Regions from separate parts of the Homo sapiens genome. Here region 1 is linked to region 2. A link is a contact called in ENCODE Hi-C or POLR2A ChIA-PET data. All regions are on one chromosome and are shown on one strand. Each heading gives the region's core, a stretch centred on a gene start or an enhancer-like site at or near the end of the contact. The rest is flanking DNA. Distances are from core to core; before and after follow the strand shown. Region 1 overlaps ABCA13 (ATP binding cassette subfamily A member 13). Region 2 overlaps ABCA13 (ATP binding cassette subfamily A member 13).

Region 1 (3,591 bases), core at 64-2,563, 38 kb before region 2:
TGGTGAATGGACAAACAAAAATGTGGTATATTTATACAATGAAATATTTGGTAATCAAAATAAGTTGAGTACTGGCACGCTGTAACATGGATGAACCTCAAAAACATTGTGCTGAGTGAAAGAAGCTAGTCACAGAGGGCCACACATACTATGATTCCATGTATATAAAATGTCCAAAATAGGCACATCTATTAGAGATTGAAAGTACATTAGGGGTTGCCTATGGCTGAAGAGATGGGGATTTTGAGGAGTGATTGCTAAGTGACACCAGTTTTCAGAGTAATGAAAATGGTATAAGGTTGATTGTGGTGATGAATGCAGAACTCTGAAGAAGCTAAAAGCCACTGAATGGTCCCATTTATATGAGTGAATTGTGTGTTATGTGAATTATATCTCAATAAAGCTGTGGGAAATAAAAATATATGCCTAACATAATCATTAGGAGAATGCAAATTAAAACCACAATGAGAAACTACTACACATCTATTTTAATAGCTAAATTATATGTTTTTCAAATCTGATACTACTAAGAGCTGAAGAGGAAGTACAGCAATAGCAATTCCTACAGTTGCTGGTAAGGATGCAATTTGGGAAACATCATAAAAGGTTATAACATATTTAATTCTAGTTACTTATTCATGGGTTCATGTGCCTAGTAGACTGAAATCTCTGAAGGAAAGCTCTTAGATTTATTACCCTCCACATCCCTAGAGCTCAGCTCAGGGATCCTTGCTGAGTTGCTGCTAATAAATATGCCAGGAATTGGACTGAACTGGAGCTTCAGTCACACACCTAGATACCAAATCTGGATTCTGTTCAATCATTAAAGCCTATAAAGGAGGCTGCATACAAAAGCTGAAGCCATGATTTGGTCCCAAAGGGACAGAGGTCGCATGAAGGCAAAGCCCACATCCGGGGCTTTGTTAAACCATGCAAATCCATTACCAGGAGGGTGCCTGCACATAAGAGGCACACCACGCAGGTAGGCCAGATCAGTTTGTTTGTGATGAAGGTAAAATAAGATGAATGATGGTCATTATTCTAACTGTATACATTGAGAAATTTTTTATATACTAAGTCAAGTCCTGAAGAAAAGATAAATGTGTCCCATAAACACACAGTTTTTTTTTTTCAAGCCAGGATAAAACTCAACGTTTTTTTTGCCTCTGACCTGTATTTACTTGCCCCCTCACTATACACTCACATCTCCTCACTAACTTCAGAACCTTGCTATACAACTTTTAAAACAAGGGATGTTGAATAAGGCTGGTGTCATTGTTCCTCCAGCAGAAATGCAGGAAGCCATTCTGTACTTACAGTAGCCAGACAGATGTCCTGTAGGCCTGTGGTTCTGCAGCTCTGACTCAGTCCCCAGGGCAATGTGAGATTTCTTGTTGGAATCTTGCAAAAGCATCAAAAACACCTTTCGGAGAAAAAAAAACGCCATGTATTATTTTATGTTTCTATACACATCGCATTTCTTTTCTTCTGCCTCAATTGCCTAATCCGGTTGTGACAACATATGCCAAACACACCCCATATATTTCATTTAGCCATCCATTTAATTGGCATAACTCTAAGACTACCTAGGTCTCAGCAAAACAGGCTACCCATAGGATGCAAAGATGAATGAAACTTGACTGTGAACTCCCAGACCCTCACGGGCTAGTGGAGGCTGGTCAAATGCATAGGCAGTGGTAGGCAGGGAGGGGACAGATAGCAACACAGTGTATCCAATTCAACTTAAGTTTGTGACTCACTGTACCAGCATCTTAGGAATTCAGAGGTGAATCAGACAATAAAATTGCAATGCTCAGTTTACTTACAGTAGATGGGATCTCATACATAAAAATCCCCATTAAATGTATGCTTTCCATGGGCTATGATATATGATGTCACTAAGGTAGTTAATCAAATAACTTGCTTGAAGTCATTTCTTGGTTAGTAGTGGAGGCAGAAGTCCAACCTCAGTTTATTCAAAGCCAAATACTATGACTAAAGTAGCAAAAATAAGGTGAGAAAGCAGAAGTGCAAGCAGACACAAAGGGAAATGAGGTGGGGTGGAGACATCGAGGGCCTTGAGCTGCACCTGGATCGCTGGCAGGGATTTATGGAGTGATGGAAAGAGAATCTCTAAAATAAACATTGGGCAATTCACGAGAAGCATACAAGTCAAGGAGACATCGCCCTGCAGCAGCACAGTCCTAACTGCTGGAGTTCCACTCTTGGCAAGATGTGGGCCGGCTCTGTCTGCAGGCATAGGACTGCACCACGCAGAGTGTTGGCTGCCTCGTTGTATTAATAAAACAGAGATGATGATCACAGTATTTAAAGTTCAGTAGATGATGGCTGTAAAGTGCCAGGCACAGACTCTGGAAGCATGCAGTAAGTCTTCTATTATTCATGTGGTTAGCCAAGGTTTCCTGAACGTTCTCTGTGGGCCATGCACAAAGCTAGGCACTGTGCATTGCCACTCTCTCCCTTAGCATCATCTGTGCAGGTGCTTCCATCACCCCTTCCTCTGCACGTATCCATAGAGATATTGGTCCCTGGCCCTGGCCCCTCTCCAAGTGACTCCTGCTGGGCCAGCGTCACTGTCCATCCAGCTGGTACCTCCCACCCAATGCCCTGGGTAGTGAAGTCCTATACCTGCATATACAGATCTCAGCCCACACTGAGCACCCTGCCTCACTTCTGATTTCTCTACACAACCTCACCATTCTGATTCCTCTAAACAAGCAAAAAGGGATTGACTGTCTCTAGATGTTCCTGAGGAGCCCCTAACCACAGGGAAAGATGGGGGAAGGCACCAGAAAGAAGAAGCCATGAGCAAGCAAGCCTTCAGGAGAGGCATGCAATATCTCCGCACGTGGTTAATTAGTTTGCATGGAATCCTACTGAGCAAAATCTGCATGAGTAGCACTAGTGAAAGGTCAGATGCAGCTACCTTCATGTGAAAGATAACACTTTGCTGATTCTCAGTAAGACTCCAAGGAAAAGCTGTAAACCTCACTACTATTGCAAATAATAATAAGAAGAAGAATGATTAATAACATTTCTGAGTGTGCGCCAGCCATGTGACCTTGAACACATTATTTTACCACTCTTTAACTTAGTTTCCTCACATGATAAATGGTAATAAATAAGAGGCCGGGCGCGGTGGCTCACGCCTGTAATCCCAGCACTTTGGGAGGCCGAGGCGGGCGGATCACGAGGTCAGGAGATCGAGACCATCCTGGCTAACACAGTGAAACCTCGTCTCTACTAAAAATACAAAAAATTAGCCGGGCGAGGTGGCGGGCGCCTGTAGTCCCAGCTACTCCGGAGGCTGAGGCAGGAGAATGGCGTGAACCCCAGGGGGCGGAGCCTGCAGTGAGCCGAGATTGCGCCACTGCACTCCAACCTGGGCGACAGCGAGACTCCATCTCGAAAAAATAAATAAATAAATAAATAAATAAGACATATTATAGGATTGTTGCAAGCAATAAATGCATTTATATATAAAGTTATAAAAACGATGCCTGGCATGTAGCATGCTGGCAATGTCTGGTCTCAACAGTAGCTAGATAAGGATGAGTAAGTGTAGTAGGG
Region 2 (3,217 bases), core at 495-2,994:
TCCAGTCAGCTCCAGGATGGCGCATGCATCCTGCCAAGAGCACTCACCTTCTGCTGACCTGGTTTTTACACAATCAGTTAAAAGGTGTGAGTAGTTTGAGGGTACATTGGCTGGTTGATGTTGAAAATGTGAGTTTAACATGTTATGCTACCACATGAAATAAAAATGCTCCTTGACTTCTGATTGGGTTATGTCCCAATAAACCCATAAAAAGTTGAAAATATTGTAAGTCAAAAATCTATTTACATCTAACCTACCTAACATCACAGCTTAGTCTAGCCTACCTTAAGTGTACCCAAAACATTTACATTAGCCTACAGCTGGGCAAAATCATCTATCACAAAGCGTATTTTATAATAAGGTGTTGAATATCTCTTGCAATTTATTGAATATTGTACTGAAAGTAAAAAGCAGAATGGCTGTATGAGTCCTCAGACTATGGTTTCTACCTAATATGTATCACTTTCACACCATCATAAAGTCAAAATATCATTAAGTTGAACCATTGTAAGTCTGAACTGCAATCATAGAGCATTATAGTTGTATGGGACTTTAAGATGATAACATTCAACTTTTTACAGATGAGGAAACATGCTAAAGAAATGACATATATACCTAAATCCTCATCATTAAATATAAGCAAAACAGAGATACAAAGCTAGGCCCCAACCCTGGAGCCAGTCTTCTTTCCGCTGCTCCCGGGATAGTCTGTGTGTGTTAAAACCACAAGAAATCAAGCAGCCTGCCACCACAAGCTCACATGACCGACTTTACCAACAGAAGCCTCAGAATTGCCTAGTTCTGCTTCCTTGTTTCAGGAAGTTTATTATTTAAGTTTTAAATTGGTTTCTTATTTCTGAAAAGTTAAACATGCCCCTACCACACAGGACCTAGCAAATCCACTCCTTAGTATTTACACATGAGAAATTAAATGTGTGCCGACACAAAGCTGTATGCACAAATGTTCACAGCAGCTGTGTTCACAATCACTGACAAAGAGAAACAACCTCAGTTGCAACCCATGGATGAAAACATAAAGAAGCTGGGTTGCCTCCATATGGTGGATACCACTCAGCTGTCCCAAGGAGCAGGCTGCTGGGCCACCACCACCATGCCTGGGTCCCCAAAACAGTCTGCTGAGTACAAGAAGCCAGACATGATCCCATTTACAAGAAATTCTAGAATAAGTAACCTAGTTTTTAGTGACAAAGAGCAGATCAGTGGTCACATGAAGGCCAGGGTCAAAGGAGAGCACAGGAAACCTTGGAGCAGCATAGAAAGGTTCTGTATTTGTGGTGCTTGTTCCGGCACTAACCAAATGTGTCAAAACTCATCAAACTGTACACATCAACAGATACTGTTTACTGCACAAAAATTAAACCTCGATGAACTTAAAACTCTTTGCTATATTATTTTCAAACCTATCTGGGGGATACTATAAAATAGTTTATACACATTCCCTAGAAGTCTCAAAGACTGTTGTTTTAAATAGTGAAGACCCCCCCGTCTTTGACTGACCTCTCAGCCTTTCATCTAAGAATTGCCAGGTGGAGGCAGCCACTTAGGATGACTCAAAATGTACTACAAATGTACACTAAAAGCAACACAGTCATTGAACTTTAAATCATCTAGAAACTCCAAATGCAATTCTCATCATTCTGCTAAACAAGCAGCCCAGGTTTTCCTTGTAAGAAATGTGTCTTAGTAAAAGCAGGGTGAGAGGAACTGGCTGGCTGAGTCATTATTTGTGCAACTTGTGGTTTCCCAATTTTCAAACACTAAAAAAAACACTCACACGCTTTTCCAGGTCCATTTCTGTATCCAAGGAACAAATAAAAACTGTCCATATTCTTTCTTTCTATTTTTTCAGTATGAGATTTCTGAAGTTTCATGTGTTATTTTTCTACCTTTCTTATTAAGTCTGAGGCAAAGCCCTCTTCATTGTTTTAACTAATCACACTTTAATACTACATATTTAGTGAGAAAAAGAACAAAAGAGAAAGTGATTTGTTCAAAAGAGATATTTCATAATTTTAGTAGTTTAACCTTAAACCTCCACTTCTACAGCCAGCCCAAGGCTGTGAATGTTTGAATTCATTGTTTCTCTGGGAGCACATGATTTGATTCTTTAATCAAATCTAGAGCCATTGAATCCTAAACCAAACATCTACCCTTAATGAGAAAAGAACCACACAAAAACCAGAACATGGAAAAGAAAAATAATCAGGTGTTTAAAAAATTTGCAAGTACCACTGTGATATTCCTCTTCCTACAGATATGCAAGCAAGATGATACTTAGTAGGACAAACGCTGAAAGTGCCAAAGGACTTTCAAAGACTAAAGTACAACATGGTAAATTATTTGTAGAAAATACAAGAATTAAGCCTTTTAAAAAGCTATCCACCACTACCCCTTTGACTGAGCCCCAGGCCTACAGTGCACCTGTGCGGTTGAAGACATAGGGCCTCTCTCACACGGGCACTCATGAGGGGCTCTGCCTTTCACCCGTGTCTCTAAACTCTGTATTGAGACTCAAAATTTTAAAAAAAGGAAAAGAAATCAAACCTTCTGTCTCACAGGTAAACTGAAGTTTTAAGAATCAAATGCCCAGTGTTTGATAAGGGTAAAATGGGACCCACATGATAGTGGTTTTCCCGGCACCGTTTGTCCCCAGCAGGGCGGTGATTTGGTCTCTGTAGAAGGTCAGGCTGAGGTCTTGGACCACAGCCTTGTGGCCCTCATATTCCTTGGTCACAGACACCAGGGTGACTCCCGGGGCACTTCCTTCAAGCTCTCCTTCCCTGTTTTGCAGTGATGACCCTGTGAGAGAGATGAAAATTCATTGTGAAAAGACTTCAAAAGCCCTAAAAATAATGCTCATATTTATTAATTCAGCATTCTGCTTTGAAATTGAATTCCAGCTCTGTGAAGCACACAAATCAACTCAAAAATCTTTCTTTAGCAAGAACAAGAAGCAGACTATATAATGGCAAACATTAAGTGATATCACTGATTACAAAGTTTTGAACCCTTATGATAACCATTTTGTAAAAAATAAAAAAAATAAAAACACACACATGTATTTTTGTTTAAGTAGAGAAAAAAACAACAGGCAGATTAGTTACACATAAAATGTTCATGAGAAATAGTCTCCTGAGGACGTGAGAGTGGATAGGTGCTTGTTGATGTGTTCCACATTTTCTAAAAGATTCATAAT

What was found. A loop is a pair of places that touch in the nucleus more often than their neighbours do. ChIA-PET counts read pairs that join two places held with the same protein, here RNA polymerase II (POLR2A).
Region 1: a map of PC-3 shows a loop between it and region 2 (3-fold over the local background). The contact joins two enhancer-like sites. A Hi-C loop is called at or near these places in 1 of 168 maps with a recorded cell type or tissue (PC-3). POLR2A ChIA-PET finds 5 or more read pairs at or near these places in 2 of 52 experiments (CD4-positive, alpha-beta T cell and OCI-LY7).

What each region holds. Positions count from the first base shown.
Region 1 is chr7:48,425,598-48,429,188 of GRCh38, reverse strand. ABCA13 (ATP binding cassette subfamily A member 13) reads right to left here. Exons shown (of 62, transcript NM_152701.5): 42 at 1,318-1,423. Among named protein-coding and RNA genes, the nearest start is that of ABCA13, 260 kb to the right of the region's middle. Within about 2 kb of position 1,313, at least 3 of the 41 ENCODE cell types and tissues checked have a DNase peak (open chromatin) inside an H3K27ac peak, as active enhancers do; they include PC-3, where a contact is called at or near this core.
Region 2 is chr7:48,388,643-48,391,859 of GRCh38, reverse strand. It overlaps ABCA13 (ATP binding cassette subfamily A member 13), which reads right to left. Exons shown (of 62, transcript NM_152701.5): 37 at 2,640-2,820. Among named protein-coding and RNA genes, the nearest start is that of ABCA13, 220 kb to the right of the region's middle. Within about 2 kb of position 1,744, at least 4 of the 41 ENCODE cell types and tissues checked have a DNase peak (open chromatin) inside an H3K27ac peak, as active enhancers do; they include PC-3, where a contact is called at or near this core.